Regions from separate parts of the Homo sapiens genome. Here all the other regions are linked to region 1. A link is a loop called in an ENCODE intact Hi-C map of the cell type or tissue named here. Cell type or tissue: mammary epithelial cell. All regions are shown on one strand. Each heading gives the region's core, and the rest is flanking DNA. Links, peaks and the distances in the headings are about the cores only.

Region 1 (10,954 bases), core at 1,120-9,119:
TACACTCTGCTTATGCCTCTGTAGATAGGTCTTTATCCAATTCTCTTCACAACGTCTCATCTGAGTGCTGACATCTGCTTCTTGTTAGGACCCTGACCCATATAGATTCAAATTGGGTAAGGAACCGCCCAATAAGGCACATTCCCTCAAGTTAAGGGACCTGCTGGTGAGGGATCTCCAGAGACCCATGAAACCACCCCAAATTAGGAAGAGTCTGCTTTGAATATCTACCAGGCCCAGAGAGTCCAAGGCCACATTACAGCAGAACCATTCAAGTGAGATTTTACCAATGGCCCTTCCTCCCTTCCTTCTTTCCTCTAATCCCTTCTTGAGGAAATCGAGCCTTAGCAGGCTAAGGAAGGGAGGGAGTTAGAAAGAGAGATGACTATTTCCCTCTCCTCCTCACAGTTGGCCTGAGTTGGGGTAAGGGAGAGAAGTCTTATCTCTTGATGAAATTGGAATTATTAAGATTGCAATTACTATATAAAATGACCACTCTTTTTGGTTTGTAATTAACAATGAATGACCAATTCAGTTATGGGGTTGATCAATTTCCATCCAGGGGCAGAGGAAGAACTTTCCCTCCTATGAAGATGGGAAGAGACGGTGGGAGAACAACAAAAAAGTAACCTTCAGGGCACTTCCCTGTATCACTCATGTCAGGCACACCACCAACAGCTATTAAGTCCCTACCAAAAATTACAATGCGCCTGGAGAAGAAAATAAGTGGTAAATTTTCTGTTTTCACCTTTAAGTAAAATGATCCTGACATAAATGGTAGTAAGGAGAATTAAGATTAATCAGAATTGAATTGGGATTCACTTTTTACTACCACTTCTATCACAATGATTCCACTAAAACAGTAATTTTTATTTGATCTATGAAGCCTTGGAATCTAATCCTTCATAGAGTTCTGGGAATTATTATAAACCATTGCAAACACAAAAAGTTCAGAGAATGAGATAAATAACACCCATGTACTGACTATATTTTGAAATATCTAAATAGTTTGCTGCAGTTTCATTTTTTAATTTTAAATAGAATATTACGGAATTGGTAGAAGCATCCTTCACAATTCACTCTACCCTTTCTCCTGGGCAGGCTCCTGGCTCTTTACAACAGCTCCCTAATTATTTCTCAAATAGATATCAGGATTTTCAAAATACCACTTAAAGCTTTCTGTTGGTTATTTGCACCCATCATTTGTATTTCAGCACAGCCAACCTTGGTTTCCTGTTGGTTGTTCTTTCCCAAACTAATCATCACCTTCTCTGGGGAGATGGGAAAGTCTTACCCAACTCCATTACACATGCAACAGAACTGTTCCTAGGAAACACCGAGGCCTTTCTTGGTCCGAGATTTGCCGAGCACAGATGGCGATTTTCATCATGTGTAAAGGAAAAAGAGGACAGATAGAGGGGCCAGCCATAATACATTCTAGTCTAGCAGATGAGATGCAGAGGCTAGAATTTTGTCTTCTATATGTTTGGTCAAATGCCTAATTTGCTCAAAGCAGCAGCCATGATTTCTGCACAGTTGCATGATGAAAAAAATGGCTCTGGCAACTGGTAACAAGATCATCTGGGTTCAGCGCTTAAAGGAATAGACAGCCCCTTCTTGGATGTGATTGCGTTTTTTTGCAAGAAAGAGTAATCAATGGTGTCTGTGAGTAAATATGGCTAGAGCAGTGTAGTGACTGTGTCTTGTGGAGGCCTTCAATGCTGCTGGTGGCCCAGAGCCATGGTCAGCTCTGTGGCAAGGAGTCTGAAATTGTCTCTGTTTGCTGATGACTTGAGTTTATATATAGAAAACCCTAAAGACTCAACCAAAAAACTTTTGGTTGATAAGTGAGTTCAGTAAAGTTACAGGATACCAAATCAGCATATAAAAGCCAGTAGCATTTCTATATACTAACAACAAACTATCCGAAAGAGAAATTAAAAAAAAATTCCATTAATGATAGTAACAACAACAAAAAACCCAAAGAACAAACAAACAAAAATTGGGTGTAAATTTAACTAAGGAGGTATAATTGAAAACTATAAAACACTGATGAAAGAAATGGAAAAAAACCACAGATAAATGGAAAGATATATTGTATTCATGGATTTGAAGAATTAATATTGTTAAAATATTCATACTACCCAAAGCAATATATAGATTCAATGCAATCCTTATGAAAACTCCAATGTTATTTTTTTACAGAAATAGAAAAAAAATCCTAACGTTCATCTGGAACCACAAAAGACCTTCAATAGTCAAAGTAATCTTGAGCAAAAGGAACAGAGCTGGAGGCATTACACTCTCTGTTTTTAAAATTTACTACAAAGCTATAGTAATCAAAACAGCAGGGCACTGTGATAAACAGACACATTGACCAATGCAACAGGAGAGAAAGCCCAGAAATAAACCTACATATTTATGGCCAGTTGATTTTTGACCAAGGTGCCAAGATCATACATGGGGAAACAACAGTTTCTTCAATAAAAGGTGTTGGGAAAACTGGATATCCACATGCTCAAGAATAAAATTGGATCCCTATCTCAAACCATAAAGAAAAATTACCTCAAAATAGATGAAAGACTTAAATATAAGATCTGAAACTGTAAAACTACCAGAAAAAAACATAAGGGGAATAGTTCAACAACATTAATCTAGGCAATGATTTTCTGGCTGTGACCCTGAAAGCACAGACAACAAAACAAACTTGCACAAATTGGATTATATCAGACTAAAACGCTTTTGCACAGCAAAGGAAACAATCAACAGACTAAAGAGATAACCCAGAGTGGAAAAAAATATTGGCAAACCATACATCTGATAAAGGGTTTATATTCAAAATATATAATGGACTCAAGCAACTCAACAGCAAGAAAACACATAACCCTATTAAAAAAATGGGCAAAGGACCTGAACGGAGATTTCTCTAATGAAGACAAACAAATGGCCAACAGGTTCATAAGAAAATGCTCAACATCCCTAATCATTAGGGAAATGCAAATTAAAATCACAATAAGATAGCACCTCACACCTGTTAAAATGGCTATAAGAAAGATGAAAGATAAGTGTTGGTGAGGATGTGGAGAAAAGAGAACCCTTGTACACTGTTGGTGGAAATGTAAATTGGTACAGTTGTCATAGAAAGCAGTATGGAGGTTGTTCAAAATACTAAAATAGAACCACCATGTGATCCAGCAACCTTGCTTCTGGGTATACATCTGAAGGAACTGAAATCAGTATGTTGAAGAGATATCTGCATTTCCATGTTCATTGTAGCATTGTTCACAATAGCCACGACATTGAATCAACCCATCAACAGATGAATGGATAAATAAAATGTGGTATATATACACAATGGAATACTATTAACCCTTAAACGAGAAGGAAATTCTGTCATTTCCAATAACATGAATGAAACTGGAGGACATTATGCTAAGTTAAATAAGCCAGGCACAGAAAGACAAATAGTGCATGATCTCACTTATGTGAGAATCTGAAATAGTTGAACTCATAGAAATAGAGGCTAGAATGGTGGTTACCAGGGGTGGGAGGTCAGGAGAGGGAGATGTTGGTCAAAGGGTACAAAGTTTCAATTAGATAGGAGGAATGTTTTTGAGATCTATTGCACAGCAGTGTGAACACAAGGAGTAATAATGGACATTTCAAAATTGCTGGGAGTAAATTTCAAATGTCTCACCACAAAAAAAATCATGGGTGAGGCAATGAATATGTTAATTAGCTTGATTTAAACATTCTACATTGTATACACATATCACAACATCACAATGTACCCCCAAAATATATACAATTATGGCTTTTCAATTAGAAATAATATTAAGAGAAGCAAACAAAAATACCAAAAATGGTTGAGTAATGAATGGCAAATTTCCTCTCTCTGCTTGAGCTGGGACATCGATCTCCTGCCCTTGGACGTTGGCACTCTGGCACTCAGGCCTTTGGACTCAGACTGGGACTTACTTTTTTGGCTGCCCTGGTTCCCAGGCCTGCAGGATTGGACTAGAACTACAGCTAGACTTTCCTGGGCCCGCAGCTTGCAGATGGCAGATCATAGGATTTCTCAGCCTCCACACTGAGTGAGCCAATTCCTTCCAAAAAATCTCTCTCCATATATCAATATATTTCCTATTGGTTCTGCTTATCTGGACAACCCTGACCAATACACAGGGTGAATGCTCTTTTTGCTAAACCACAGTTGCTATTGCAGGCTGGCACCAGGGCTGACATAGAGTCTTCCTCTGCCCTCCAGAATGGTTGGTGCAGGAGCCTTAAACCACTCAATGGGTCTGAACCCTTGGCAGTTGGGAACTGGCAGGGAAATGGTGTGCAGGCTCCTCCTCACTCCCAGCCTCTCCCTTGAGCATGGAAATTCGGCTAAGGACCTCATGTCACTGAGGATGGCCCTATATTCACAAGCAACTGTGGATTAGAATTAAGTGGTGAGACACACTGTTGATGGTTTTACAGAGTTACCTGAATTCTTTTGGAACCAACTGAGATGTTATCTCAGCCTTAGAGGGCAGCTGCATCCTTTATATCCTGCCTTATTTCAAGGAGTCAACAATTTTATTTCTGAGAGGGTGAAAACATCTGTAATCCATCCAAGCTCTCCCATGTCTCCGCACCAAGGTTGCGAGTGTTTTCTGCATGTCTGAAGGAAGCCTGCCTTCACAGAGGTAATACTGTGACACTTGAGGGCTGTGGAGTGCTAGAGATTCATCTGTTCATTCAACAAGCAGTCAGTGAAGGCCAGCTAAGCCTCAGGAACTGTGCCCGGCACTGGGCTATCATCTGGTCCAACCACGTCATTTTACAGATGTAGAAACCTGAGCGCAGAGCCCCTCAGCTGCTGGCACATCTTTAAGGCAAAAATGTGATGCCTAAGTTTCACTCATTCATTCAATAAACACTTATGGAGGACCTACTGCGTGACAGTCACTGTGCTTGGTGTTGGGGAAAGAAAGACAATCTGTCCAGTGTGGGAGACACAGACTAATCATCACTGTCTAGTGTGACTAGCTGCATCACAGAGGGATATGCAGAGTTCTGTGTGAGCCCAGAGGGAGCTGAGATAGCTCTGGGGAGGGGAAGTTTGGACTATCTGACTTTGGAAATGTTTTAAACAGAGCCATGATATTGGAAGAAAGAAGATATATTAAAAGCTGCAGAACTCTTTCTTCAAATACAAGCTTAATGGAAAGAAAAAAAAAGATCTGAAGTTGTTTTGGTTGAATTTGAGTGGGCGAGAATCCCAAAGCTGCGCTGTTTGCACAGTGGCTGTCCTCACCCTTGCCTCGTGGTCCTGAAGGGGCTGTGGAGACCATCTAGGCTGCACAGAGCACATTTTGCAGACCACTGGGCTAGAGGATGCTGGAAGATCCCCTTCCGTTGTTTTCTCTTTTTCTTTTTTATTTTTTTAAATTTGCTGTCTCCCAGGCTGTAGTGCAGTGGCTCACAGCAGTCTTGACTTCAAGGAATCTTCCCGCCTTAGCCTCCCAAGTAGCTAGGACTACAGGTATGTGCTGCTGTACCTGGCTAATTTTTTAATCTTTTCTAGAAATGAGGTCTCGCTATGCTGCCCAGGCTGGTCTCCAACTGCTGGCCTCAAGCGATTCTCCTACCTTGGCCTCCCAAAGTGCTGAGATTACAGGTATGAGCCACTGTGCCTGCCCTGCCGTCCCCCATCCCCCCCCAACCCCGGTTTCAGTTCAGTCTCAATCAGTGGCTCCTCTCCATATCCTTGGATTCCCAGTTTCACACACTGGATCATGCTAGGTGCTCAGTGAAATCTGGGGAATAAATGGTTGACAGTCTGGCCTTTTGCTTTCTCTTAAATTTGTTGTCCCTAGGTGCAGAACTGCAAAAAGCATTTCAAAACTCAGTCTTTACCAATTTTACATCAAATGGGAGAAAGTGGCATCAACAGCCGAGGCCTGTCTTTGAAGAACAACAGGGATGCCACAAGAGGTCACTGCAGGAATGCTGGTTGGGGGAAAAGAGCCCTCTCAGAGGACTAAACTAGAACAACGCAGTGAAACAGGGAGCCAGCAGCTTCAGAGCCTCTCTCCAACCCGTAAGGCCCTTGCAGGGGACTCAGAGCTGCCTCTGCCTGATTTCCCGGGTCAGGTAGTGAAACACCAGCCAGTGGCAATCCCAGGGCTCCACGTGGCATCACAGTCGAATGGCTTGTTCTTGGGGGCTGCTTTTGTTCAAGGAGATCTTTGTTCCTGGGGCAGTGAGAAGAGGGAGGAGGGAGGTGGAAAGAGGGGTAGTGCCCAAGAGGTAGTATTCGTGGGGGAATCTCAGCCATCCTTTGGAACTTGTTGATCTTAAGTTTAAGATATTTTCTTTTTTTAATTAATACTATCAGTATAACTATCTTCTATAACAGTATATGAAACATGCTCGCTGTCGAGGAAATGGGATGTTCCAGTAAGCTCTGTTTTCACAGAAGTTGGGTCAAGGGGTAAACGCAGAGAAGCGTAAATGCAGAGAAACCCCCATCCCGCACACAAACACACAAACCACACACACATATAACATGTACAACATATCCATACCACCAACACACCACACACACACACAAACCCACAAACCACACACACATACACACCACACACACAAGCACAAAACACACATACAACACATACAACATATCCAACATACCACATACACACATACCACGTGCCACATATACATACAATACATACAACATACCCACACTGCACACATACCACATATACACATGCATACAACATATATCCATACCACATACACACACACCACATGCCGCATATACACAGCACACACGTACATACACAACAGACACACGCATACACACACCCCAACTAACCCAAACTATTTCCCACTCTTCTCTGTGGTTCAGAATCCTGCCCATTCCTCAAGACTCAGCCCAGGCCTGTGGTCTTGGTGACAACCCCCCAGGGCCACTCCTTCTGGTAAGAACGGGAAGTTCTCATGGCCTGTCCCTCTCACCTGACACATTTCACATGCTGCTTGGTAGTGTGATGTATCTTTTAAATTTTAACCACAGGCACCTGTTAAGGGTTTTGATTGTGAACTGAACAAGATCCAGCCCTGATCAAATATTGCTTAGAAGAGATATTTGAGAGAGAGGCCACAGCCCACGTTCCTGGGGCTGGATTCTTCCAGTTTTAGTCCTGCTCTGTGTGGCCATCAGAAAGCTGAGTACCCGGATCCTATTATCTTGGCCGCTCACATAAACGCTTTCAGTGAGCTATGCTTTAATGTCAGGCCTCTAGCTTTTATAGAGGGTCGATACAAGAATCATCTGGTTGAATAACATTTCGGTATCTTTTGTAAAACTGCAGTTGAAGACATCGTTCACTGTGTCACTCAGTGTCCTTTATACAAGGATCCGCACGATAAATTCTGGCTTGTATTTAGTTCCAGGAAGAAATTCTATTTTCTGCAGATAAATTAGTTAGTATGCTTCCTGCTGTCAGAAAATGAAAACTATGTAACTCTGGGTGCCTCTTTTTTGCTTAGCAGCTAGACAAGAGAGAGCCAAATTTATTGCCTGTGTGTTGTAATTTGCTCAGCTGTGGAGTCCAAAAGCACTTATGCCTTCTACTTCTTTTAAATGGGCTTATTTTATTTTATGCTCAAATGTCTCATTGTGCTTTTGCAAAATGTGTGAGTCTGGAAGTCACCTGGGGAAGCATTCATCTGGCCATTGACTTGGCCTATTTATTGCTTGTGCTGGCTGCTAGGGATTCGAAGATGAATTTGACTGCACCCACCTTTCCTGGAGCTTACATTTTAGCATGGAGAATATATATGGAAATAAATAATTACAAAATAGGGTTGGTGCTTTAACAGAGACCCATGAGGCGGAGGCAAAAGCAGATTTTGGGAGAAGGGGTCAGGGAAGGCTTCACAGAGGAGGTCAATGTTGAATTGGTTTTGTGGCTACAGTGGGAAGAGGACAGTGAATGGAAGAATGTAGGTAGCTGAATCTGATACTTAAAAAAAGGAGTTGTCTTTTTATGCACATGTCAACTCATCCTGGTTAGATTGGAAACTCTTTGAGGGCAGGCACTGGATACAGCCCTCTGTGGATTCCATGATGCCTGGCAAAGTGCTAAGGGCAGTGCAGCGTGATGGCTGGAACACTGCTGTGGACCCAGGCTACTGGCCTTGCATCCACAGCGGAGCAAAGTTAGGCAGGTTTCCTTAACCCCTTTGGGCCTTAAATGTAAAGTGAGGATAATAGTAACATCTACGTCATTGGGTTGTGAGCATTAAAGAAAGAAACACATGTAGAGAACTTAGTAACATGCCTGGCACATGGTAAAGTACTCAAGAAACATTTGCTGATTAGTCTCATCTGCATTATCAACAATACTAAATCATTTGGGGTCGATAGTACAGTAAAGTGGTAAAAACACACACAACTGAATTCAGCAAAGCACTCTCAGCTCAGCTAGCTGAATCTAGTTAAGTTAGTATCATTTCCAACTGACGCCTAATTTAAAAATAACATTGTTCTATTGTTTCCTGAAATAGTGTGTGGGAGTCAGCCCTCCTATAAGCCCTGATGATGTTCTTAGAGATGGTTATTGATGTTTGTCTTAAAAGACACCCCCAGCTCTGACTGTCACATCTAGGGAGCTCACAAGGTACAATGCTTCTTCAGCCTCCTTTTTGTCTTCATTAGTTCTCCTGTCCACTAAGTTTTAAAAGGACCAGGGTTCGGTAGATGTTTATGTTTCCTGATGTATCTTGGGTGAGTTGTAAATGAAGAAAGAACCATAGTCTTGACTTTCAGCCAGGAAAGAGAGTAGGAATCCTTATAAAAGCACATGCACAGTCACGCGTGTGTGCACATGCACGCGCACACACACACACGCACACACCCGGCCATGAAAGGGCCATCCATATGCCATTGGTGTGGTGGCAAATGTTTAACAGCCACTCTTTGGAAAAAAAAAAAAGCCACATTTATAATACTTGCCAATTTCCTTGGTGTAAATATTTCCAGCATGGCTGATTTGAAGCCACCAGTATGATCTCGCTAAATGTGGATTTGGGAAGAGAGGCACCGCAGCACCTCGTCACACAGTGTTCCCACCACACAGATACAGTGGATACAGATCACTTCAAAAGCACAGATAATAACACAATGTAGTAAATTAACTAGGAAGTGGTGAATTTTGAGTATTTGTTACCTTTGTTTCTTAATATAACATTTAATTGTAAACTTATCTAATTTAATTTTAATAACATCTTTGTTTAAAAACGGCTCCCCACATTCCTGGAGTACTAACAGTTTATGCTTTTATGGACTGAGCCAGCTCAGCACACCACTGGGAATGGCTTATCATCATCCATGAATGATTTCTTCCAAATGGTGCCTCTCACATTACCACTAAATCTTTGTTCCTTTGGGATATGGGATTGCCTTTATAGAAATTTCCCTGGGCACACATCTACTTACACATCCAGAGACATATTCTTATGCAAAACATATAAGAAAAACTCTCCTGATCCAACTTGCTCATCACCCTTCCCCACGACAAACCCAAACCGATCACACCCACACTTTCATGAAACCATAGGAACATGTAGGCAAAAGAAAGAAACAATAACAGAGGAAATACTGAGAATGGAGAGTGAGAGAAAGTGAAAAGAAGCAGACAAAGGGAACAGAATGAAAAGGGTGATGGTAGTAGAAGATACACAAAAAAGACAGAAATGAAAGGGGGCGTACCACTGAGTCACTTCTTTACTCTTAGATCTGAAGCCTGAATTACAAAACATCAGGGAATCCAAATACACCGAGTAGGCTGCCTTTACTCTTACCGGAGCCCTCTGTCCTAGCCTTCAGCCCAACTGCTGGGCTGAAGGGCGAGAGTTAAGGTTCTATAAGCAATCTGTCTTGAGAGGTTTCTCTCAATGAGGAGAATTCCCATCTGAAATGCGGCCACCTGGGACACACAAGCTCTGGCAGTTCCAAATCTCCATCAGACAACCTCCTAAGGAGCTTGGACGGCAACATGGCATTTAATCTCAGAATGGCAGCTGGGAGATGTTGACACTTCTTCTCTAATTGGGATAGTATGCTTTTAAAATAAATAGGTATTTCAAATGCTCTTAATTAGACTTCCAGCCAAAGTGCTTTCTGTTTGAAGTTTGCTGATTACTTCAGGCAAAGCTAGGCGCTACTGAACCTAACACCTGCTGTAATTCAGAAGACTCCCAGAGAGATGAGCAGAGGAATTAAGGCACAAGCCTGTGATTGAAAACATACAGCAGTTTTCCAAAGGCCCAGGAAGTGTCTGCCCCAGCTGGAAGGACCATCCCTGGGAGGGGTGGGGACTGGGCAGCAGAGAGGATGGAAGATCTCTTGCCCACAAAGTCATGGAAATGGCTTCCCAGACCGAAGATGAAAATTGCCCCTAGAGTTGAGTGGTATTTTTCACATCATTGTTTGTTTATTTTTAAATTTCCATTTTTAAATTTTAGATTCAGAGGTACATGTGCAGGTTTATTACAAGGGTATATTGCATGATGCTGAGGTTTGGGCTTGTATTGATCTCGTCACGAAGGTAGTGAACCTAGTAACCAATAGGAAGTTTCTCAGCCCTTGCCCACTTCCCTTCCTACCTCCTTTTGGAGTCTCTGGTGTTTGTTGTTTCCATCTTTATGTCTGTGTGAACTCAAGATTTAGCTCCCACTTACAAGTGAGAACATGCGGTATATGGTTTTCTGTTCCTGCGTTAATTCATTTGGGATAATGGCCTGCAGCTGTATTCATGTTGCCGCAAAGGATGTGATTTTGTTTTTTTTTATGGCCGTGTAGTGTTCCATGATGTGTACCACATTTTCTTTATCCAATCTGCCATTGATGGGCACCTAGATTGATTCCATGTCTTTGCTATTGTGAATAGTG
Region 2 (10,954 bases), core at 1,711-9,710, 490 kb after region 1:
ATAGGGAAAAGATTACAGATATCAAAATTTAAGACTATTATACTTCCTTAGATATTGTTTTCACTGTTTATTGTATTTGAAAATATAAAGAGTCATAATATTATGCTTTGTTATGCTTAATTTATGCTTAATGCAAGTTTTGCTTTTGATTTTAAAAAAAGCACACTATGGTCTCCATGGCCCATTAACTAGTCCTTTGATTAGCCCTGGCATTGCTCATGAATGACAGGAGAGGCAGCTTCAAAAATAGAGCTTTTCAGGGGCCGTCTAGCACAGCAAAACCTTCAAATTCACCCTAAAATACCTATGGAGTTACCCCAAATATGACCTCATAAAGTTCCAGTTAGCTCCTTGGAAAGTTTGGACTAGCCTGATGGAGCCCCGTGCCTTCTCTTGCTGGTCCTGCAGTGGGAGGGGCTGCCTCCAGCAGGCACTACCTCCCTCGGAAGCAGATCAATGCCTCCCGGGGCATGGCTCGCCCATCCTACTCTGAGCAGCCCCTTGTCCTCACCAGCTCTCTCCAGCCTGTGCTAGGGCCTATGCTGAGTGTGGGGGAGCCAGAGAATGTCTAGGGCAGAGATTCGAAGGGCAGGTAGATGTGAAGGATGGGGCAAGAATCTGAGAGAGGCAGAACGAGATCTGCAGACAATTCCCTTCTTTGTTAGGCTTTGTATTATGGTGTCCACAAGCTTAAGAATGACAAGGGATGGAAGACAAGAGACCCCAGGGCGAGAGGATCAGGAGCTAGCAAAGCAATGCAGGCGATGGGCAGGGAACAGGGTGACCTGAAGCAGGAGGGTGGATTTGCAGAGACAAGGCTGGGGGTGGACAGGAAGTAAAGGGAGTGCAATAGAAGTCACATAGGGTTGGTTGAGGCAAGGGGATGGGGCTGTATCTCTGATAGAAAAAGAAATGCCCTATCATATCTTTGATGCTCTTCGGGAGGAAGATAGTAGTAGCCTGAGGAACTGATTTGGGGGAATTGTAATTTCCTGCAGGGCTGACTATTCTAATCTCAACCATCCCTAGTGTCAGACGTATTTTTTCTTATTGTCTTTGCAGGATGAATTGGATCTCACTGACAAAAACCGAGAGGCTATGTTTGCACTGCCCCCTGAGAAGAAATGGCAGATCTACTGCAGCAAGAAGAAGGTGCCCTCTCTGACCCCTCTGGCCACATCTCAGGGTTCATGGCATGGGGTGGCTCTTGCTGCCTTGGCATGCTCATGCATTCACCTGATGTTTATTACATGCCAGCCCTGTTCTAGGTGTTGGAGGAACAACAGTGAATAAAATAGAAAAAGGAAATTCTGCTGTCCTGGAGCTTACACTCAAAGAAATAGGATTCTCTTTTTCAAAAACGCTTAAAGCAGGACCTGCTGCATCCCAGGACTGGGGCTTGCTGGGAGACAGACAAAGAAGCAGAGTCTGGACTCTCTCGTGCCTGCTCCCAGGCATGGAGGGTGGGCATCATGGACCATACCTGGAGCAGCTTTGCTATAAGAAATCAGTTTGGGGGGCAGGGATGTCCTCTTTTGGATCTTTAGTCTCCACTCTGTCCCAGGCTAGGGCTCACACATCTGTCCATGTTCTCCTCAGCATATCCTCCCTCTCTTCTTGCTCATTAAAAGATGCTGTTAGCCTCCTGCTATGGCCCTCCCTAGAAAGGGGTATGCTGAGCTCCAGTGGGGCTTAATTGGACTTGATCTCCTCCCTTCTGCTTTCCCAGCGGCTGTGCATTCTTCTCTCTGCTGTCTCCATCTCCGTGTTTCTTCAGCTTGCCTCTGTCTCTACGTCTCTCTCTTGCCCCCTTTCTATTTTAGTCTGTTTCTTTTGCTCCTGAATTTTCTTTTCATGGCCTACTTTCCTCCTCTCCCCTCCACCCTCCCAGTTTTCAGACTTGAGTCCCAAGTCTAAAACTTGTTATTCTGCCCTCCTACATTGCTTTGGTGTTTGGGGACCAGAGCCTGGCTATTCCCACGCCTGAGGCTTAGGCTCCCTCCCTCCTGGGAGGAGACAGGAAGGTCTGGGCGGAGTCTGAGCCATGTATCCTTTGTGCTCCTGTGCCCCCTCATAGCTCTTCTCTTACTCTTCCTGCTGAAGACTTTATCCCATTCCGAGGTCTCCACACTGAGCCAGACTGACCTTGTAACATTGGAGGATTCAAATATACACCATTTCAGAGTTGCAGGAACCTGGAAAACCACACAGTGTCGATGCAGTCTCATTCTTTATTCTACAAATGAGGCCAAGAAGGCCTAGAGAGGCAAAACTCACCCACAGCCCACCCAGTCCGTTATGGCAACTGGCTGCCCATTGCTAGAACCTGAGACTGCTGGGGAAAATAGTGCTAGAGGCTGAGGACCTGTGACAAGAGGCATGGGCTGCACACGCTATGAGCCATTGTCTAGTATACTCAATGCATGCTTATTAAGCACCTGCAGAATATAACACTCTGTGTTTATGCATCTCATTGTGAGAAAAGCAGGTCTTTAAAAAGCTCAAATCATGGAAAGAAGGAAGGAAGGAAAGAAATTTCAGGCGTAATTAATCATATCTCATGATTCTCCATTTTCCAAATTGATTTACTATGGAGTTCCCTTAAGTTGGTCTCTTCTACAGCTGCTAAAACAAACAAACAAACAAACAAAAAAATGGCCAGGCATGGTGGCTCATGCCTGTAATCCCAGCACTTTGGGAGGCCGAGGTGGGCAGATCATCTGAGGTTGGGAGTTCGAGACCAGCCTGACCAACATGGAGAAACCCCATCTCTACTAAAAAAATACAAAACTAGCCAGGTGTGGTGGCACATGCCTGTAATCCCAGCTACTCGGGAGGCTGAGGCAGGAAAATCACTTGAACCTGGGAGGTGGAGATTGTGGTTAGCCGAGATCATGCCATTGCACTCCAGCCTGGGCAACAAGAGCGAAACTCCATCTCAAAAAAAAAAAAAAAAAAAAAAAAAAAAAAAGATTTATTAAAATAGAAGGCATCTCTCACTGCCTTCCAAACCAAATTGTAATTTCCCCACACACTTTCACAACCTTCCACCTTCCCACATGGCACTTCCTCTGTCTATAACACCCTCCCCACCTGTCTTAGCTGTAATGCTCTTTAATAGCCCAGTGTTCTTAGACCACTCACGCCAACCCCCTACAAGCCTTCTGTGTTGGATGGATCACCCCCCAAGGTCTGCTATGGGTGGCTCTACCATAGAACATTTACCACCCTTTCTCTGGCACTGGACTGTTACATGGAAGGCAGAGACCATGACTCTTTACTCCGTACTTTCAGAGCTCAGCACAGTGATTGGCATCTAGTAGGTCCCCATTCAGTGCATATGGCATGGGTAAATGACGAGCCAGCAAGTTTAGGAAAGGATGTGTTTGCCGACACAATTGTTTTTGGTGCTGATTCCCCTCCCCAAGGCAGAAGGCAGAATGTTTGGCCTTCAGTCATGGAGAATTTAACATGTATAACCATGATTAAATTTAACATTTAACCATGTGAAGTCATAAAGACCCAAACAAAGCAGCTTTTCTACTGGTCTAAGATTTGTATTTTGTGAAACAAAATAGAAAACATTGAGTGGATGGAGCTGAGAGCTGCAGGGCCCGCTGGCAGCTGGCAGAGAGGTGTTTTGTCAGGGAGGGTCTGGAGGAAGTTAAGTTTTCATGCCGATTTGGAAGCAGGAGAGTGGAGAAAGCAGATGGGGAGGAGCCTCCAAAGTGACCTGGGGCACAGGAACAGGAATGAGCAGGATGGGTGTGAGGCCCAGAAGCAGATCCATTTGGCTGGAGAAGGCTGGATTTTCAGTCAACATTAATATTTCTTTAACTCCCATCATTCTTGCCCATACTTGGGGAAGAGTCGAGCCTGTCTCTTGAGGGCTGAGCACTGGGCCAGAGGTCCTCGGATCTGGGCTCTGCCTCCCCGCTGCACATCCCCCTCATTCAGGAGTTTGCCAGGAATTAAATCACAGGCCTAAGGGGGTCTCCTGAGTCTTTTCAAAGCCCAAAGCCTTGGAAATTTCTCTATTTTTCTAAAGTTACTATTTAGTGAGTGCCTACTATGTGCCAAGTGTTTTCTATTAGTGTTCTAGAAATACCTGAAAGACTTAAGTTTTTAAATTTCCAAACTGTCACAGACCAATACTTTTGTAAAATATGAGAATGAGATTATCAGAAAAAGTAAAAAGATGTATAAAAATAAACAGGAATCTGAATTAGATTCAACAGCCAGGAAATTATATTTCATTAAATACAAGCTGAGCAAACAGAACAAGAGAAAAGAATTTTTAAAAAATGGTGCACGTTGCTCACTGAAAGTACACACACCTGCATAGTTTCTGCCCGCGTCGTTGTCTGGCCATGAGAGTCAATGTTCATCATCTGTATTTCACCAAGGGAGAAATGGAAGCCTGGGGGAGAGTGTAATTTCCTCCAACCCACCCGACATGGGCAGAGCTGAGAAATGAATCCCTCTGCTGACACGGAATGAAGCTCAGGATCTCAGGCCACGGGCCTGTCTTGCCTGTTGGTCCATGCTGTCCTTTTTCTTGTTTCAGGAGCAGGAGGACCCCAACAAGCTGGCAACCAGCTGGCCTGACTATTACATCGACCGCATCAATTCCATGGCTGCGGTGAGTGGCTGCCCCTCTCCTGCCCTGCCCCCACCTGGAAAGGCTACGGCAGGGAGTGATTCCCCCAGCCCCCACCCCCCACACACCAAACTGCCTTTTACTGCTCCTCAGCGCCCCACTGCCCACTCACTGGAGTTCAGCAGCTTTCCAGTTATTCATGAAATTTTAAGGTAATCCACCCCTCCTCTGGGCAATCTCAGAGTCCCCCAACCATTTAAACATTTTAAAATCCATTTGGGCATCACACAAACTTGGGAAATAAACCGGGCCAGTACTTCTCTCCATTTCACAGATGAGGAAAGTGAAGTCCCAGCCCAGAACCTAGGTCTTCCCAGGGGCCGACACTCGGTCTCAGTAAACCATTCCCTGAGGCCTCACCCTTTCTGAGGCAAGCATGGCCCCTGGGTCACACCTGAGCTGTAGTGCAGAGGGTTGGGAGACAGGCAGCCCCTTTCTACCTGCTGGCCCTCAGATGCAGAGTCTGTACGCGTTTGATGAGGAGGAGACGGAGATGAGGAACCAAGTCGTGGAAGACCTGAAGACAGCCCTCCGGACACAGCCTATGAGGTAATTCAGTTTCCCCCTCTTGCTTCCTGCTGAGTCCCTTCACAGTTGGTCTCCTTGCCTTCCCGAAGCCCTGTGCAGTGCTCTGCTCCCATGCCGGTCCTCCTGGCCAACTCTGCCTCACCTGACTTCACTTCCCAGCCCCTACTCCTCTCCTGGGAGGCTGCCAGGGCTTGGGAGGAGGGGAGAGAAACCTGGGAAAGTGGGATAAACCTCAGGTCCTGAGGAGCTCTCTAAAGAGGAATCGAGGGCAAGTGCTTTTTAAAAATTTATTGATTTATTTTTGGTAAGGGGATAGAATAGGAGCGTGACCAAATGGACAAGGTACAAAAGAAAGAGCCTTGTGAGGATGAGGGGGCAGGGTGAGTGCCCCATCCAGGAAAAGAGGGACGCACGGGTAGAGAAGTACTCCAACCACTAGGGGGCGGTGTGGTGTCTCTGGATGGGATTTGCCATCTAGAATGGGAGCAACGCAGGCATGGAAAATGGGGTAGAAGTCCTGGAGCCATAGGAGGACACCTTTCCCTTCCCAGGCCACAACGTGTGGGGCCCAAAGTGGGGCTCCTTGTGTCTGGGTCTGCCCCGTGGTGTGCTGGAACTGGCTAGTAACAGCTGGCGAATGCTGAGTGTCAAATTTTCAGCAATTTTGTAAGCTGGTTGTTAAACGTAGCTATGATTAAAATTTCAATTGTATAAATTTAAGATTCAGTAAGTTATATCAAAACAAAGGTAATAAATACTTGAAACTCTTCATTCCCAAATTACCTAATTATTTTTCTACATTTTACTATAAGGTATACTTTTGAGTTTACATGCATTGTATGTGCATGGAAACACTATGAAATATGCATCTCTTCCCAACTCTGCATTCAATGACATCATATCTGTAGCTTGAAATTGGCTATGCTGGGAGCATTTACACCATGGAAATGAGCAAACAATCAGGAGCCACCCTTCACCCTTCCCCTGGCGAAAAGCTAGCCATCCATTGCATGGGGATGTGTATGTTGTCTGAGCTGAGCTCTCTCCCCAGGAGACTAGAAACAGCCTCAAGAAGAATGGGAGCATCCCAATTGTCTCTTGTCATTCTGGTAGTGGTGGGGCTCTGGAATGGGAAGGGGATAGAGGAAAGGATGAGGTAGTCAGGAAATAAAGGGGTTGAGAGGAAGTTGCCAGGTTTGTCTCCTACCCCAATTTATTGTAATTTCCCTTAATAATATTCTGCTAACAAAAGTTACATATTGTCATTGTGGAAATTTTATGGAATGCAGACAAGCATAAAATAGAAAAAAGTAAAAAAATAGCTATTGTTAACAACTTAGTTTGAGAGCACATTCTTTTATTTTCTAGGCGTATTTGTACAATAACATAAACACAAATACGCTTGGGATAAGTAATGTTATTTATAATAATTTTCTTAGATCATTAATTATTTTACTAAATCAAGGGTACCTGTGTGTGTGGGCATGCCATGGACATCCGGCGCCTAGGTGAAACTTATGGACTGCTTCGCAGAAATGATGTTTTAAATAATAGATAAAAAGATAGGCATAACAAATCAATGAAAATACAGCTACAAATAATAAAAATGAGATAGCAATGAATTCTGCTTCTTTACACCTTAAATAGCAAGAGCTAGCTGCGAGTCTTGATAACCATCATAATTTTGAAGTACTGAGGAGTGTAAATGGTATTTTGAGATACCTGGTACAACTGTAATTTGGTATGAAAATAGCTGTGATTTCTTGGGGTGACAAAGTCACAGATTATGCTAATACTACTGTCATTTATTGCTGACATTCATCATTGAGGAAAATACTAAATTTTAATTAGAAGTTACCAAAAATAAAAATGTAATTTTCTTTTCCCACCCAAGTCCTTGGATCTGTGAATGCTATCCATAGATTCTTCAGCAGAACACAGACTCCAAATTAAGAACCCCTGAACTAAATGGGTTTTAATGTTTTTTTGCTAACATTCAAGATAGATAACTCTGCTATTTTCTTTAGGATCCCTTGAAATGTAGCTTCCCTAGGCTTAACGCCATGACTTGATGATTCTGATGGCTTTCCTATCTGGAAGCCCTCTTTGTTATCCGACTGTAATTCTCTTAATCTCCATCCTCACTGGAGAGGAGTGTTCAGGTTTAACAGCTCTGATAATTATCATGATCATGTGAAGAGGACTTCACATTCATACCATTTTAGCTATGCAACTGACAATGATATGCAAATACAGAGTATTTAAAATGCAAATAAGACACAAGTCTTTTGTGAAGATGATAGGATTTCACTGCTTTAGATAAACTACGAATAAACCAAGTGGCTACTGTAGGTGGGACAAGGTGCATGGTGGTACACAGGTAAGGGGGTAACTATTTGCAAAGTGTACACAGAATCATATGCAAATATATGTTTGTTAATGGCTCTGATTTGTAGGTTTGTGACCCGCTTCATTGAGCTGGAGGGCTTGACCTGTCTGCTAAATTTCCTCCGGAGCATGGACCACGCCACCTGTGAGAGCCGCATCCACACCTCACTCATTGGCTGCATCAAAGCATTGATGAACAACTCCCAGGGGCGGGCACATGTGCTGGCACAGCCTGAGGCCATTAGTACCATAGCCCAGAGCCTACGCACAGAGAACAGCAAGACCAAGGTGGCTGTGCTGGAGATCCTGGGTGCTGTGTGCCTCGTGCCTGGTGGCCACAAGAAGGTGCTGCAGGCCATGCTGCACTACCAGGTGTATGCAGCAGAGCGAACCCGCTTCCAGGTGAGGGGCCAGGCTGGAGGTGGGATGCCAGCTGGGTGGGGCAGAGGATGTCACATGTGAGTGAGAGCCTGAAGATTCTTTGCAGCAGAAACTGGGGGAAAAGGAAAGTAATGTGGTCTGCATGCCTGCTCCTGGAAGGTAACAGGTGAAGAGTACTGGGACCTGGAAGGCTTGCATAAAAACACATGCAGGGCCTTAAGAGTTATGAGTTTGGCTGGGAAATGGACTTGTCTTCCTTATTAGTCAGTGGGTTCCTGGAAGCCGGAATATTGGCCTGCATTATTTTTGTGGCTCTGCATCTCCAACCTCAACACCTGGCTCATGATAGGGGCTCAGTCAAGAATTACTGAATTGAGTGCAATTGCTGAGATTGAGATTTTAGGTGCTATACTTGGGCCAGTACCTAATGTGGGACACTGGGACCATCCCTGGGAGCTTCAGCCATGCTATTCTCTTTTCTTTCCCTGACCTGCCCAGAGAAGTATCAGTGAGATGAACAGTAAATATGAAGTGTCTTAGCACAGTGCCTGGCACAGAGTAAGTCCATAGAGACATGAACTGATGTTACAAACCCCATGGTTTATTGCCAAAAACTGGGTCCTGACTCTGCAGAAGACGGAAAAGGGATAAAAGCAGTGTCCATACCATAAATGAGCTAGGCAGGGAATACATATGAGCTGTAAACAGCTGGAGCACGATGATAAAGCAGCACTGAAGCACTGCTCAACCATGTAGACCAAGCCCCAAAGGCTGAGTGGAGAGGAAGTGAGGCAGCACTGCCACTGAGGTGAGAGGCAAGGGAATTTTCCAGGCAGAGGTGAGGTTTGGGGCAGCCCAGAGTAAATTGGACAGACCTGATTGGGTGGAGAGAGCAGATGGGGCATTCTAGGTAGTGGAGGCGACAGGAGTAAAGATGCAAAGGCCACACCTGTTGGGAACTCAGCCCTCTCCTCCTGCTCTGTCCTGCATTTCCACCTAGACCCTGCTGAACGAGCTAGACCGAAGTCTGGGCCGGTACCGGGATGAAGTGAATCTGAAAACAGCCATCATGTCCTTCATCAATGCTGTCCTCAATGCTGGAGCTGGAGAGGTGGGGTGCCTTCTCCTTGCCCTTGCTGTTCCCTGACTTTCTGGACCTGGGGTAGAGTGTGTGAGTGTGTTGCTTCCCCAATAATTGTTTTTGCTATTAAACCTGGGAGGGCTCCTGGGGAGTTGCCTACATAGGTAGCATCATGCACGGTGGACAGACCCAGAGCTGAGCTGGCTGATGATGGCTCAGGGTGGCAGAGAATCATTGGTGGGAGGAGGGCGAGTTTGGGCCCTTGTTTATGGAGAGCTGTTTCTGGACTGTTTTCTCGTTGGCTGGTCATGTTCTTCTAGTGCCTTCTGTTAGGTGTGCCTTCTGGTTTCCCTTCCTTTGGGGTCAGAATGGGATTCTTGAAGTATAAAAATAGCAACAGGCTGGGCGTGGTGGCTCATGCCTGTAATCCCAGCACTTTGAGAGGCCTAGGTGGGTGGATTACCTGAGGTCAGGAGTTTGAGACCAGTCTGGTCAACAGGGTGAAGCCCCGTCTCCACTAAAAAAATATAAAAATTAGCCAAGTGTGGTGGTGGGCACCTGTAATCCCAGCTACTTGGGAGGCTGAGGCAGGAGAATCACTTGAACCTGGGAGGCGGAGGTTGCAGTGAGCCAAGATTGCACCATCATTGCACTCTAGCCTAGGGGACAAGAGCAAAACTCCATCTCAAAGAAACAACAAAAAAAGCAACAATAGAAGAACTTGAAGAGCAGGTGAACGTTCCAAATTCTAAGGCAATCAGATGCCCTGGTCAAGGTTAACTTGAAGGACAGAGGGGGCAAAGGGAGCAATTTAATGATCTTTACTTTCCCCTCTTTTCCGCCAGCATACTTTTTTTTTTTTTTTTTTTTTTTTTTTAAAAACAATTTATCTTTATGCCCTGGGTTAGGGAAGGCCGGTTGGGGGAATAATCTGCCCCTAAGATGCTAACATCACCTTTGTTGGTACCACCTTTTCATGGCTGGCATGTGCTCTGATTAGCTGGTAACCACACCTCATCAGGTAATTATAACAAGTGTCATCCCTGTAGATTAGTTATGCTATGATCATTTCACAAATGGGGAAACTAAAAGTTTTCCCAAGGTCACAAAACCAGATCCAAGATCTGTCTGATTCCAAAGCTTGTGCTCCATGTCACTCTACAACACTGCTCTTTGGTGCTGAAGGCTAGAACTGGCAAGGGGCTTGAAGGAAGTGGGGCAGGAGACCTAAAAGAAGCTGGGCAGTGGGTTTGCTTTAAACTAAGAAATAAGGTCTCCATTCTTTCTTGGAACTCTGGGATTGGAAGCAGCTCCAGGTGAGTTAGCTGTGGGAGATGTGTTGGGTCTGTGGCTAGGGTGGTGATGAGGGCTCCACTGGGGATGTTGTGGAAACTGAGATCTGCCAATGAGTCTGGCCCTCCCTTGGTGACCCCCAGGATAATCTGGAGTTCCGCCTACATCTACGGTATGAATTCCTGATGCTGGGTATACAGCCTGTGATTGACAAGCTCCGGCAACATGAAAATGCCATCCTGGACAAGTAAGTTCCAAGCACCCGTCTCCATTGCAAACCTGTGGGGACAGTGCCTCAGATGGGGATAGTTGGGACCTTTGTGAAGGCTGCCCTTCCCTCTGGAGACCAGCTGCCATTCCCAGCGCAGATTCAGAATCAGCTCTGTGGGGGGAAGGGGTGCCCTTGCCTGTCCTCTTTGCTGACCTGCTTGTCTCATCTCTGATGTTATAGACAGGTGAACCCAGTAGCCCTCAACCATTGCAGTACTTCCCCCTGGGGGGCATGTGGAAATATATGAGGGTACTCTTTGGTTTTCAAACTGGTTGATGGTGGGCAATACTGGTATTGGTTGTTGGGGGCCAGGAATGCTAAATGTCCCGCAGTACCTTCCTGCTCAACAAAG
Region 3 (10,954 bases), core at 1,600-9,599, 950 kb after region 1:
TCCCCACTCTCTCTTGTGCTTTGTTTTCTTGTCTGTCTGTCCTTCCAGAATGTAAGTCCCTAGAAAACAGGATATGTCTTAGTCTCCTGTGTGTTCCCAGGACTGTAAACATACCAGGAAAAGCTTCAGCAAGAGGTATATACCACTAGGGGAACAGTGGTTACCCACCCCCAGGAAGAAGCAGGATCAGGGTGGGATGTCACTACTGAAGAATTGTTACTTTTTAATACTCTAATCTGCTATATCGTTTGGATTTTAAAAATGAGAATGATCCATGTGTTAATGGGTGATTAAAAAGTAATGGAAGAAAACCGAATTTATTGACTAAAGCATCCTCTCTGAAGGTACTAACTCTGCTGTCCCACACTCCCACGGAGTCTCAAATGTGTTCAGCTAAATAGCATTACTGCCAGGTGCTGCTGAAAGAGCTTTAAATATACAGACTTATTTAGTACTTACAACAGCCACATGAGGTGAGGACTATGTCTTATCCCTGTTCCTTATATGAGGAAGCTGAGGCCCAGAGACGCTAGTTAGCTTACCCAAGGCCAGGTGTCTCATTTGCAGTAGAGTTGACATTCACCCCTCAACAGGCTAGTTCTGGGAGTTGTGATCTTGACCCCTGGTGGAGCTGTACCACCTAGAAGTTGAGGTTCAGCAAAAGATGGAATCCTATTTATTTACACCTAACCCACTTTGCTCTAAAGAGGATTCGAGGGGACTGCTATCTGATTTAGTTATCCAAAGCTTATATTGCCTAGAAATGTTACCTTTAATTAAAAAAAAGCCATCAAAGCAGACATGATCAGTGGCCTCTGAGATTTTCTGTTCCTATTGTTTTTTCACCAATATACTGGCAAGCATGCAGCAGCAGGTGCCAAAAGGAGAGAAAAATTTATAGGGGGAGGACTTTAAATACAGAACATTCTATTCATTAACTTGATTTCTTTTGTGCACTGAAAAAAAGAGCTGCATGATTCAATTTTAGTGGAGGAAACCCTTGACCTTGCTCTGGGAACCCCTGAGTTCCCTAGCGGCAGAGCTTAGAGCGTCTGGCCTGGGGAATATTTTGTAATCATCTGAGGTGCTCAGCCCCCATCCAGCCTAAGGAGTGAATTTCTGCAGGGACTGGGAGGGGTGGTGTCTGGCATTGCTATGTTTAAACAAATCACCTCTGGTGATTGTAATGCACAGTCAGGGTTGAGAGCCACTGAGAAGATCCCTTACAATTTTAAAGTTTTGATCCTCACTCTAAGATCTCAGTTTTCTAATATTTTATGATTGTATCCCTCTCCCCCAGCCCAGAGTCCCGGCCCTGACTTTCCAATGGAAGTTGCTGGGGTGGTTTGGAATTTAATCACCTCCTTGGAAGCAGAGCCCAGCTCCCCAGGGGGCTGCTTGTTCACCCTGTGTGAGGCCAGCAGGTTTATTTACGGTTTCTGATTTTATTTATTGCCCCACCTCAGAGCTGCTCTTCTGCATACAGAGAACTCAGGCTGTCTGCTGCCTGTGCTGCTGGGGCCGCCATAAGCTGGGCTTGGATGGATGTGCAGCTTTAGTCCACCGAGTTGGCTGAGAAGCTGGTCGCCTTCCTGGGGGTGATTTTTGTGATGCAGCGAAGCCCTACCTGTTCCAAAACATCTCCCCCAAAGCTTCCCCAGCACAGGGGTTATGAATGGATGAGGCAACACAGGCCTTGCCTGCGGGAAGTTCTAGAAAAATTCTGTTCTCACTTGGAGGGCTCAACTCTGCCTATCTTACCATTTGCCTTGGGACCCACCCAGGAGGGCAGCAGCTAGATCTTGCCCTGATGCATGTTTATTGCCCTCCATGGCCAAGGGCCGATGTGGAGGACACAGCCCTTTGGAAGGTGAGTGCAGGTGGTGGAGATCACAAAGGCTGGGTAGGAAGGAGACCACCGATGGTATCTGATTTCTGTTTTTCATATTCTCTGCCTCAGTTAGCATCCACTCTCTCTCCTCTTGTTCCTTCCCTCTCCCCCACCAGGGTCTTGCCATGTAGATGGTACAGCAGTCAGGGTCTAAACAGGAAAACAGAAATCAAGTTAATGGCAGGACATGACAGAAGGAAGGTAATGCAGTGACCTGGTTATAGGTGTTGGAGGGGCCAAGAGCCAAGTGGGACAGTGAAGAAACTTCAAAATCAGCAACCTCAAGAAGCTCCTGCCAGCTCGAGGGCTGGTGGCAGGGGAGTGGTGTTGACAGTGCCTGGGAGCCAGGGCCACCCATGAGAGCTGGAACCATGCCAGCCTACAGGTCAGGAGCTGAGGCCACTGCCAGAGGAGCCTCCCCAGAAAGGAGAGCAGGAAAGACACCTGCAGCTTCTCCCCCAAACCCTAAACTCCCCCAAGGGAAACAGAACCCAACAGGCATAGAGTCTGGAGTTGCAGAGGAGGGTGGGTGGTTGTATGTTTCGAGGAAGGGCCTTGAGGACAAACAGGCAGGAGACCAATACCAGGGAATTTCCAGACCACTGTGTACTGAGATTGTGAAGCAACTTCTTCAGGATCCCGCAGCCTGGTTAGGGACCTGGTTGGGGACCTGGTTTGGGACCTGGCTAGGGATGCAGCCAAGGATTTTACCCTGACTGCCCATCCTGGGTAGGATCTCTCTGGCTTTCTGTCCCAGCCCTCCTCTGTAGGACCAAGAGCTGCTTTGCAGACAGGTGGCTGAGGAAAAAGGTGTGGTCCCTGGCTGCTGGAATCAGTCAGTGTGAAGCGAGGGAGGGGTTGTGGGTAACAGCGCCTCTGCTTCCTCTCCACCTCTTTCACCCTGTTCCCACATTTCTTTTCATCTTCTTCACCTTCTGGGAACCCCTCCTACCATGTTCTTAAACCTATATCTTGGAGGTAATGGCCACTCCCGACCTTTTCTCTCTGGGATCCAGCCACTTGAGTTGCTATGGCAGAGACAATGCTCTGTGTTCACCTCCCCATTTCCTCTGTCTGAGCACGTGGCAAGGTTATATCTCCCAGCCTCCCTTGAGGTGAAGTTAACCCATCCATGTGACCCGTTCTGGCCAATGGGCTGTGGGCAGTGGATCCCCTCTGGTCCAAGGCACTTAAAACCAGGTGTGAGTTCTCCAAGTTCTCCTTTTCCTGCTACAGTAAGCTGAAGCCCACTCATGTTGACATGACATCAGTGGACAGAAGGGATCCTCAAGGAGAGGACAGCTGCCTTGGAGAATCAGACATCCTACACTGGACTTTACATGTGCAAAAAGTAAATTTTTATTGTATTAAGATACCAAGATTCAGAGGTTAATTTTAAAAACACACAAACAACAACAACAACAATAAAAACACATCATAGCCTGGTATTACCAAAACACAGTTGCTATATGCTATAATGATTTCTCCCAGAAACAGAGTGAGACCCCTCTTATATTCTTCCACAGGCCCCTGAGTGGCCCTTGTCCAGTTTAAGGCTGCAATCTCCATGGAGGCATCCCCAAGCCTGGCACAGTAGCTGGCACAAAAGAAAAACTGAGTAAATAGTTGTTGACTAAATGAACAAGTGAGTGAACTAATGAATAACCCAGGACCAGCTAAGAACATCTTAGAATGAGATCATGGTTTATCCTGGAGCACCAGAAGGAAAACACCCAGTCCAAGAGGGCGGAAATAGAATTCAGGGAAACCTTGACAGATTAGAAAAATGATCCATTCAGGATGGGTGAAATACAAGGCAAGGCTTGTAGAAATTCAACACAAGCCTCATCAATCCAGGGGGAGGTGAGGAGAAACCCAACGGGACCCAGGATCATAGGGGACTGGGAGTCTAATAACATCCTTAGGGAAGGACCAGCCTCTTCCATGCTGGGACAGGACCCAGGAAGGAGGAATCGGCACATGCCAGGCAGGGTGTGATCATCCCACTGCACTTGGCCTTCTCCCGGCATCTAATTTTAGCTGTCACATTTAAGAAGGATTTGGAAGCTCTGGAGCACAGCCAGAGCCAATAGGAGAAATGATGAAAGGTTGAAAAAAATAGAACCTGTAGGAAAAGTCCAGGAGAGGTGGGAGTTAAATGGGTCTGGGAGAGGCAGCTGTATGCAAATGAGCAGCTCTTTAGTTTGAGGAGGGTGGGGAAGCCAGAACTGGGGGACATTGATTTATACAGCAGCAAGAAAGGTTTAAGTTAGACTCCAGGAAGTGAAACTTGATGAAGGCTTCTGGTGAACTAAGTACTTCCCTTGGCTGCCCCCCTGCTCAGGAGGCCCTGGTAGACCCCTCCCTTGTCCCACAAGGGGCCAGGCATGAGGATGACTGGAAATGTGAAGTCCTAGAGGGCTGTAAAGGCAGGAACTATCTGATACTGTCCCTGGGTCATATGACAAGCAAGGAAAGAGTGTGAGCAGGGTCTGTCTGCTCTGGTTTCTGGGCCTGATGCAGGGGCTGGAGCAGATGACTTCTGTGGGTGGGGATTCCTCACATGGCATGAGGAAACAGTGATGTTTCAGGAATTGGATACTTTTCACATTTCCTCTAGGTTATCTCCCATATGGCTATATCCCTAGGAAATGTCTCACATCAGTTAAGGCAGTTGATGCATTCTAACTATGACCCTGGGATCAGCTTTAGGAAAGGGGTCGCCAAGGATTGACGGAGCCTAATGCATCCCAGGATGTCAGAACTAAAAGGATTGTGGCAGATTATCCAATCCAACCTCCCAACCCTTTGCAAGTGAAGACACTGAGCTCTGGGGAGCTTTCAGAAATTAGAACATCAGTGGTGAAATCAGCAGCATACCCAGGTCCCTGGATGTCTGACCCAGTGTTCCTCCAACCAGCTCATGTTTGACTCTCAAAGTGAGAGCCACGAGGCCAGGGAAGAGGTCAGGATGAACACAGAAGGATAGAGGCCTGGAAAGGGGTGATGGGGCCAGAAATGGGGAAGGGGCAGGAAGGAAAAGAGAAAAGAAAGCTTTCCCTCTCTTGGGCTGGGTGGTGAGAGGAGCCAGGCAAGATTTTCTGTTGTTTTAGAGAGAGCTAAGGGTAGAGGGCTGGTGTGGGAGGCAGGGCTGCTGAGGGGGGCCTCTCATGGGGGGCTCCTTTGGGGTCAGCACTTTCCTAGCTGGCTGGCTTCATCCACCCACCTTCCCTAGATTTCCCCACTTCCTACATTCTCACCTGCCCCTTCCGCCAGTTAATCTCTGAAACCACAGGAAGAGTGGGGTTCTGGGGGCAGATAGAGGAGGTACTGTGAACGGGGTGTGATGTCCTAGAGATGTCACCTGGAAACAGATGTGTATACCCCAGAGGATGCCTGAGCCCCCTCCAGGTCCCTCACCAACATCTCAAAGCACAAAATGGTATCCAGTGTGCTGAAGACCTACTCACGGTAAGGGCTGGAGCAGAGAGGAGGATCAAGAGGCTTCCAAGTATGCGTTCCCTGCCGGAGAAAGCCGGTCTGGTTTCCCTCGCTGGAGGGCCTCTCGATTCTCAGGCTTCCATCAATGTGTGAGCAGGAGCCTTGCACCAATGTCCCTCTCCCAGGTCACACACCTCTAGGACCTCTGCGTCCATCCTCCTGCCTAAGCATTTCCCTGACGCACCTCCAAGTGGCGTCCTCCTCTCCACAAGGGAGCAGTCTCTGGGCTTCCTCCAACTTTTCTCATGCTTTTAAGCTAAGCCACAGCCCCTCACTGGGATCTATGGAAGAAGGACCACTCCTAGCTGTGCTGGGGAAACTGCCAATGCAGTGATCTCCCCACTCCTCTACTTGTTCCTAGAGACCCTCCTCTATCTTATCTAGCTCACCGGCCCACCTGTCCTCTCCTCCCTTTCTTCCGTAAGGATGCTGCAGCCACCCCTGCACCTGGCCGCAAGAGGGCACCATGCCCTCACTGCCACCCCAGCTCTCCAGCCCACTCCTACCTCTGCCTTCCTTATAGTCCTGCCAGATCGCACTTGGCAGAAAGGAGCCAACTAGGAAATCCCAGGATAATCTAAGAGGTTTATGTCAAAAGGTTTACAAGGGAAAAGGTAGGTAAAAATAAGTGCCTGGCACTCTGCCAGCTGCTGGGGATTCAAAGGTGAATAAGACCCCTACCTGCCCACTTCTTAGTCTCAAAGAGGAGACAGGTAATTACTGTGCAGTAGGTGAGCCCAGGAGGGTAGAGAAATGCAGCCTGCTGATGTAACAGCCAAGAGGGGCTCCCTGCCCCCAACTTCACCAGGGGCTCAGGGAAGATTCCTAGAGGATTCCTGAAAGGTGAGTAGGAAGCAGCAGGTGAGGGAGACAAGGGCAAATCAGGAGGCAGGAACAGCAAGCCCGGGAGTGGGATCAGCATGAGCAGAGGTTGGGAGGCATGAAAGATTTAGAGTGGAACATAGGGTAAGTTGACTTTGTCATATTCCAGGCACCAGGTTCTGTTCCTCTCCTTTCCTGGTCTGAGGAATGCCCAACTGTGGGAGCTTTCAGTGCTACCCTAAGAAGCCTAGCAGAGTTCCCAGGCCCTCCTGCAGCCCTGCCCTCCTCCTTTTCTCTGGGGAGGAGCGGAGTGTCCGGGCTTGGGCGAAGGTGCTATCACTCAGTCCTCATGGTGTTCCCTGGATGGTGACCTCCTGATTCAGGTTGTTATTATTCCCATTTTGCTGATGAGAAACCAGGGGCTCAGGAAGATGGAGGAACCTGCGCAGGACTGCGTGGCAGAGCTAAGCCCCTCAGCCAGGGCTTCTGCCCCCAGCCCCTGTGGCCTGTGCTGCTTAGAAGGGACCGTATGGAAATCCCTCTCTCCCCATGTGGTCCAGAAGGCTGACACTAGCCATTTGAAGCAGATTTTTTTTTAATGGAGGCTTTCCAATTACAAAAGTAATAAATACTCATTATTTTAAAAATCAAACAATATAGAAATTCACAATATTCACAATATTGAAAGTAAAAGTATCTTATAATCCCACCTCTCTCTCCCCAAGGTAACTACTCTTAACAGTTTGATATGTATTTTTCTAGACTTTCCCATGGGTTTGCAAATATGATTGTACATTTTTAAAAAATGAAATTATGCTTTGCTGCAATTTGCTTTCTTCAACTTAACAGTCAGTCTTGAACTGTTCACATGCATGCATACTGATCTATAAAGTGGGGCTTCTTGTGATTCCCACTTATTGCTGAGGAAGCCAGGCTTCCTCAGGGAAGGTAAGCTTCCCCAACCACACAGCTCAGGAGGGACAGACTTACCAGCCCAGCCTGTCAAGATCTGGGGCAGCCAGTGGGGAGCTACACCCACCCACTCACTGCTTTTTCTCCCAGCAGCCTTCTCACTGTCCTCAGCTGCTAGGAATTTTTAGGAATGGATTTCTGTGTCATTTCTAATAGATCAGGAATATCCTAGCAAGACAGATTGTCAGAGCCTGTTGGGTGGTAAATCCAGGCTCATCCCTCTTGTATGCAGATCATTCCTTTTCCCCAGGAAGGAAGCTCTGGGTAGCAGCTCCCTGGGGGTGGGAGGTGGGGGCGGAATGAAGCAGCACAGGGCCGCTGACCCACCAGCCTCCTGAAATAGCCAAATATCCGGGCTGGTGAAGGCAAGTGCCACGAAATTCAGCCAGTAGCATCCCTTCACCTCTTGATCCTCAATGTGTGGTCTCAGGAGTAGCAGCCCTGGCATCCCTGGGGAGCTGGTTAGAAATGCAAAATCTCAGCCCACAGGCCAGACCCACTGAATCAGAATCAGCATTTTAACAAGATCCCTGGGGGAGTCCTATGCATAGTAAAGTATGAGTAGCTGGGGTTAGGCAGTATTCTGGTTCCTATAAAGCCAGCCCATGGCTTCTTTCCAGAAGTTTAGTTGATGAATTTGGTATTAGAAACTTAATAAGAGCTAGCAGTTACATGTAAGTTTCTATGTGCCAAGCAACATTGCAAGTGTCTTACTTATATGAACTCATTTAATCCTTACAAGGATGCTATGAGTTGAGGTATTATGATTATCCTGCTTTTACAGATGAAGAAACTGAGGTGCAGAAAATTTGCTTAATTTGCCTGAGGTCACATGCTAACCAGAGGGTGATCTGGGGCTTAAACTCAGGTCCTCCAGGATCTTAACCACCACAGCACACTGCCCTGCAAGTAGATGCACCCATCTGGCATGGAGCAGTTTTGACAGGTATCTCCAAGGTGGCATTTCTAAGTAGAGCTTGCCAACACATCTTGCTTTTCTCCCCCACCGTCTTCCCCCTTCCTAAAGACTGGTCACCTTGGAGAAGCTGCCAGAGCTCAACAGGAACCTCGCCACTGCTTTTGTGGTGATGCCAAGGCCAAGAAGTAATAGCAGCTTATTATATCTGCAAAACCCTTTATCATCTATTATGTCTCTTTATTCTCCAAGAACCAAGTGAGATGAGGCAGGTGTTACTATCCCCACCGGAAGAACAGGAAAGGAGCCTAGAGACACCCGGTGACTTAATCAAGGTCATGCAGAATGGAGGCTAGTAGCCAGGCCTCCTGACTTCTGGAGCATGTTCCTTTCATCTCTCTAGGATGCCCTCTTTTCTGGAAGACTCTATAGCAGTCCTCTCCACCCTGAAGGCAGCCAGCATCTCCTCTCAGTGCTTCTGCAGCTCTGCAGGGGAAACTGGGTCCCTGATGAAGCTTCAGCCTCTCTCCCAGGCTGCCTCCTGCCTGAAGCAATTATAAATCACGGCATTTTCCTTTCATTCAGACCTGATGTTTAATTCATCGCTATTCTGGCTGCTTTAATGCAGAGAACATTTATTCAGTGGAATAGCTTTGTTTTGCTTCCAAAGCTTTATTCTCCTGTTTAGAATACCATTGCTATTGCAGAGGGGGCTTCCTATTAGCCAGTTCAGAGACCCTCCCCCTCCTGCTCCCCAAGAGTGGCCCAGCCCTGCCATCTATGTGGACCCACCCCCGGGCTGAGAGTGAGCTTCACCTCCTGAGAAGGAGGAGTCCAGGCTTTTCTGTCCTTGGTCTAAGCACCTGACAATTTCAATTTGCTCACCACCTGCCTTTCTCCCAGCCACGTGCCTGGTGTGATGAGCTGCCTGGCTCCTAGATAGGGCTGCTACTGCCCAGGACACAAGAAGTTGGAAGGGCCTGGAGTGGGGTGGGGGTAGCACAGCTGTCGTACTTCCTTCTTGGAGCTCCTGCCTTGTGGCATTGACCACATCTTCAACTTCTTGCAGTCTAGATAAGTCTAGAACCTTGGACTCCAATCCCTGAATGCTGCACCACCTCCTGACGATAAACCTCCTGGGTGATCATTTCCATTGTCCTGGATCTCAGACTGCTAAGTGTCTACAAAATACCCATTCCTCCTCTATTTTGTATCAACAAAACCCTCAACTGAGCACCAGGCTTGAAACCCAGTTTACATATAAAACTACATTACCCAGCCTCTCTTGTAGCTAGGTGTGTTCATATGACTAGGTTCTAGCCACTGACAGCTAAGTGGAAGTGTTGTGTGAGACTTCTGTGAAGCCTTCCTAAACAAGAGAAGGCACAACTTTCTTAATTTATTTTCTGTTACTTATTAGCTGAAATGTAGATTTAAAGACTGGAACTCTAGCAGCCATTTTGAACCATGAGGTGGAAGCCACATACTGGGTCTAGGAGAGGCACAAGACAGAAGAAGCCAGGTCCCTGACACCAAGGATTCATCTTTCTGAGTGGTTGGCTCATCTCTGAATTTCTTTTACAATAGAAATAAGCTTCTATCTTGTTTTAGCTACTTTTGTTGTGTGTCTTTCAGATATAGGTAGCCAAATTAGTTCCTAACTGATGAAGACACAGCCATTTACTGCTTTCTTGATCTCCATGATGGAAGCTGCTTGTTTGCCAAGCTCACTGCCTGAACCAGTTTCTGATACAAGATTTAAGAATGTAGCACCTAATAGAAATGAAGGACAGAAGAGCTGCAGAGGAGGGAAGTGCAGTCTAGGACACAGAGTGAAGAATGAGTGGACTTAATTCAACCTGCTTGCAGTACAGATGGGAAGACTGCGTTTTGGAAATAATTAGTCATTAGCCCATAGCCCCAGAGCTAATAAGTGGCAAATTCAGGATTCGATACCAGAATTTTTTTACTCCAACCACCACTCCATTACCACTTAGAGAGAGCTTGGGACAACATGAGGGAAGACGTGCCACATCTTCCAATCTTGCCATGGTCTGGCGCTCTCTGTGAGAATTGGAGCTTGTCCCCACAGAGCTCTGTTCCTTTCTCCTTCTCTTGTGAGGTGCATGTATTTATAAAGCAACAGACTTCTTATTATCATACAAAGCAGATGCAAGGGAAGGAATCAGCTCTTTGTGGGGCAAAGCTACCTAGTAAGAGGTGAGCTTCCTCTACCCCATCTCAGGCTGCAGGAGGGTGGCTTCCATTTTTCCATACCCTGCTTCCCACCCTGTAGGGAGAGAGCAATGGTTAAGCTCAGGCTTTGAAACCAGGCTGCTCCGGATTGAATCCTAACCCCATCACTGATGGACTCTGTGGCCTTGCCCCCCCATGCCTCAGTTTCCTCACCGATAAAAGAGGTGATAATTATACCCACCTTATAGGGTTGCTGCGAAGATTGAAATAATAAGGGCATGGGGTGTTAGCTATTACTATTTTCCAGAATTACTATCTTCTAGATCGAGATCCCCTTGCAGTAGATGGTTGACATTTTAAAGTTTTGCTTGTTTTTCATGTTATAATATGGTCATAAGTTCCTTGATAGCAGGGAGCATATTAGTCTTTGTTCCTCAATACTTAAGACTGGTACCTAGCACATAGTAGATACCCAATAAGAACGTGCTGAATAGAGCCAGACAGAGCTGAATTCTTTCCTCTTCTGAGGAGCATCTTCCATTCTCTCTCCCATCTCCCTCTCTCCCTTCTTCCCTCTCTTTGTCTGACACTCTCTCTGTCTGTCTTTCCCTCCACCACCTCTCTCTCTAATTATTATACTCCCTCTTACTCTTTCT

The links. Peaks named below come from ENCODE experiments on the same cell type or tissue, not always from the same donor. Only the 100,000 strongest peaks of a DNase experiment are listed, where the experiment ranks them.
Region 2: it touches region 1 in a loop (7-fold over the local background); 4 of 110 quality-filtered maps call a loop at or near these places.
Region 3: it touches region 1 in a loop (13-fold over the local background); 10 of 110 quality-filtered maps call a loop at or near these places.

The regions. Positions count from the first base shown.
Region 1 is chr6:39,371,659-39,382,612 of GRCh38, forward strand. All of the region lies in intron 16 of KIF6 (kinesin family member 6), which reads right to left. The region is part of intron 3 of LOC107986594 (a long non-coding RNA gene); the gene reads left to right. Among named protein-coding and RNA genes, the nearest start is that of KCNK16, 54 kb to the left of the region's middle. In mammary epithelial cell, for the core only: a CTCF peak has its summit at 5,990 (motif pointing right); no DNase peak of the experiment used is centred there.
Region 2 is chr6:39,859,866-39,870,819 of GRCh38, forward strand. DAAM2 (dishevelled associated activator of morphogenesis 2) reads left to right here. Exons shown (of 25, transcript NM_001201427.2): 3 at 1,063-1,152; 4 at 4,568-4,642; 5 at 5,115-5,209; 6 at 7,645-7,978; 7 at 8,958-9,068; 8 at 10,475-10,578. Among named protein-coding and RNA genes, the nearest start is that of DAAM2-AS1, 32 kb to the right of the region's middle. RefSeq lists an enhancer at 4,632-5,131. In mammary epithelial cell, for the core only: CTCF peaks have their summits at 5,632 (motif pointing right) and 7,918 (motif pointing right); no DNase peak of the experiment used is centred there.
Region 3 is chr6:40,322,997-40,333,950 of GRCh38, forward strand. No RefSeq gene overlaps it. Among named protein-coding and RNA genes, the nearest start is that of LINC00951, 28 kb to the right of the region's middle. RefSeq lists enhancers at 6,691-7,329, 7,330-7,968. In mammary epithelial cell, for the core only: a CTCF peak has its summit at 5,851 (motif pointing right); a DNase peak (open chromatin) is centred at 5,845; H3K27me3 peaks cover 244 bases.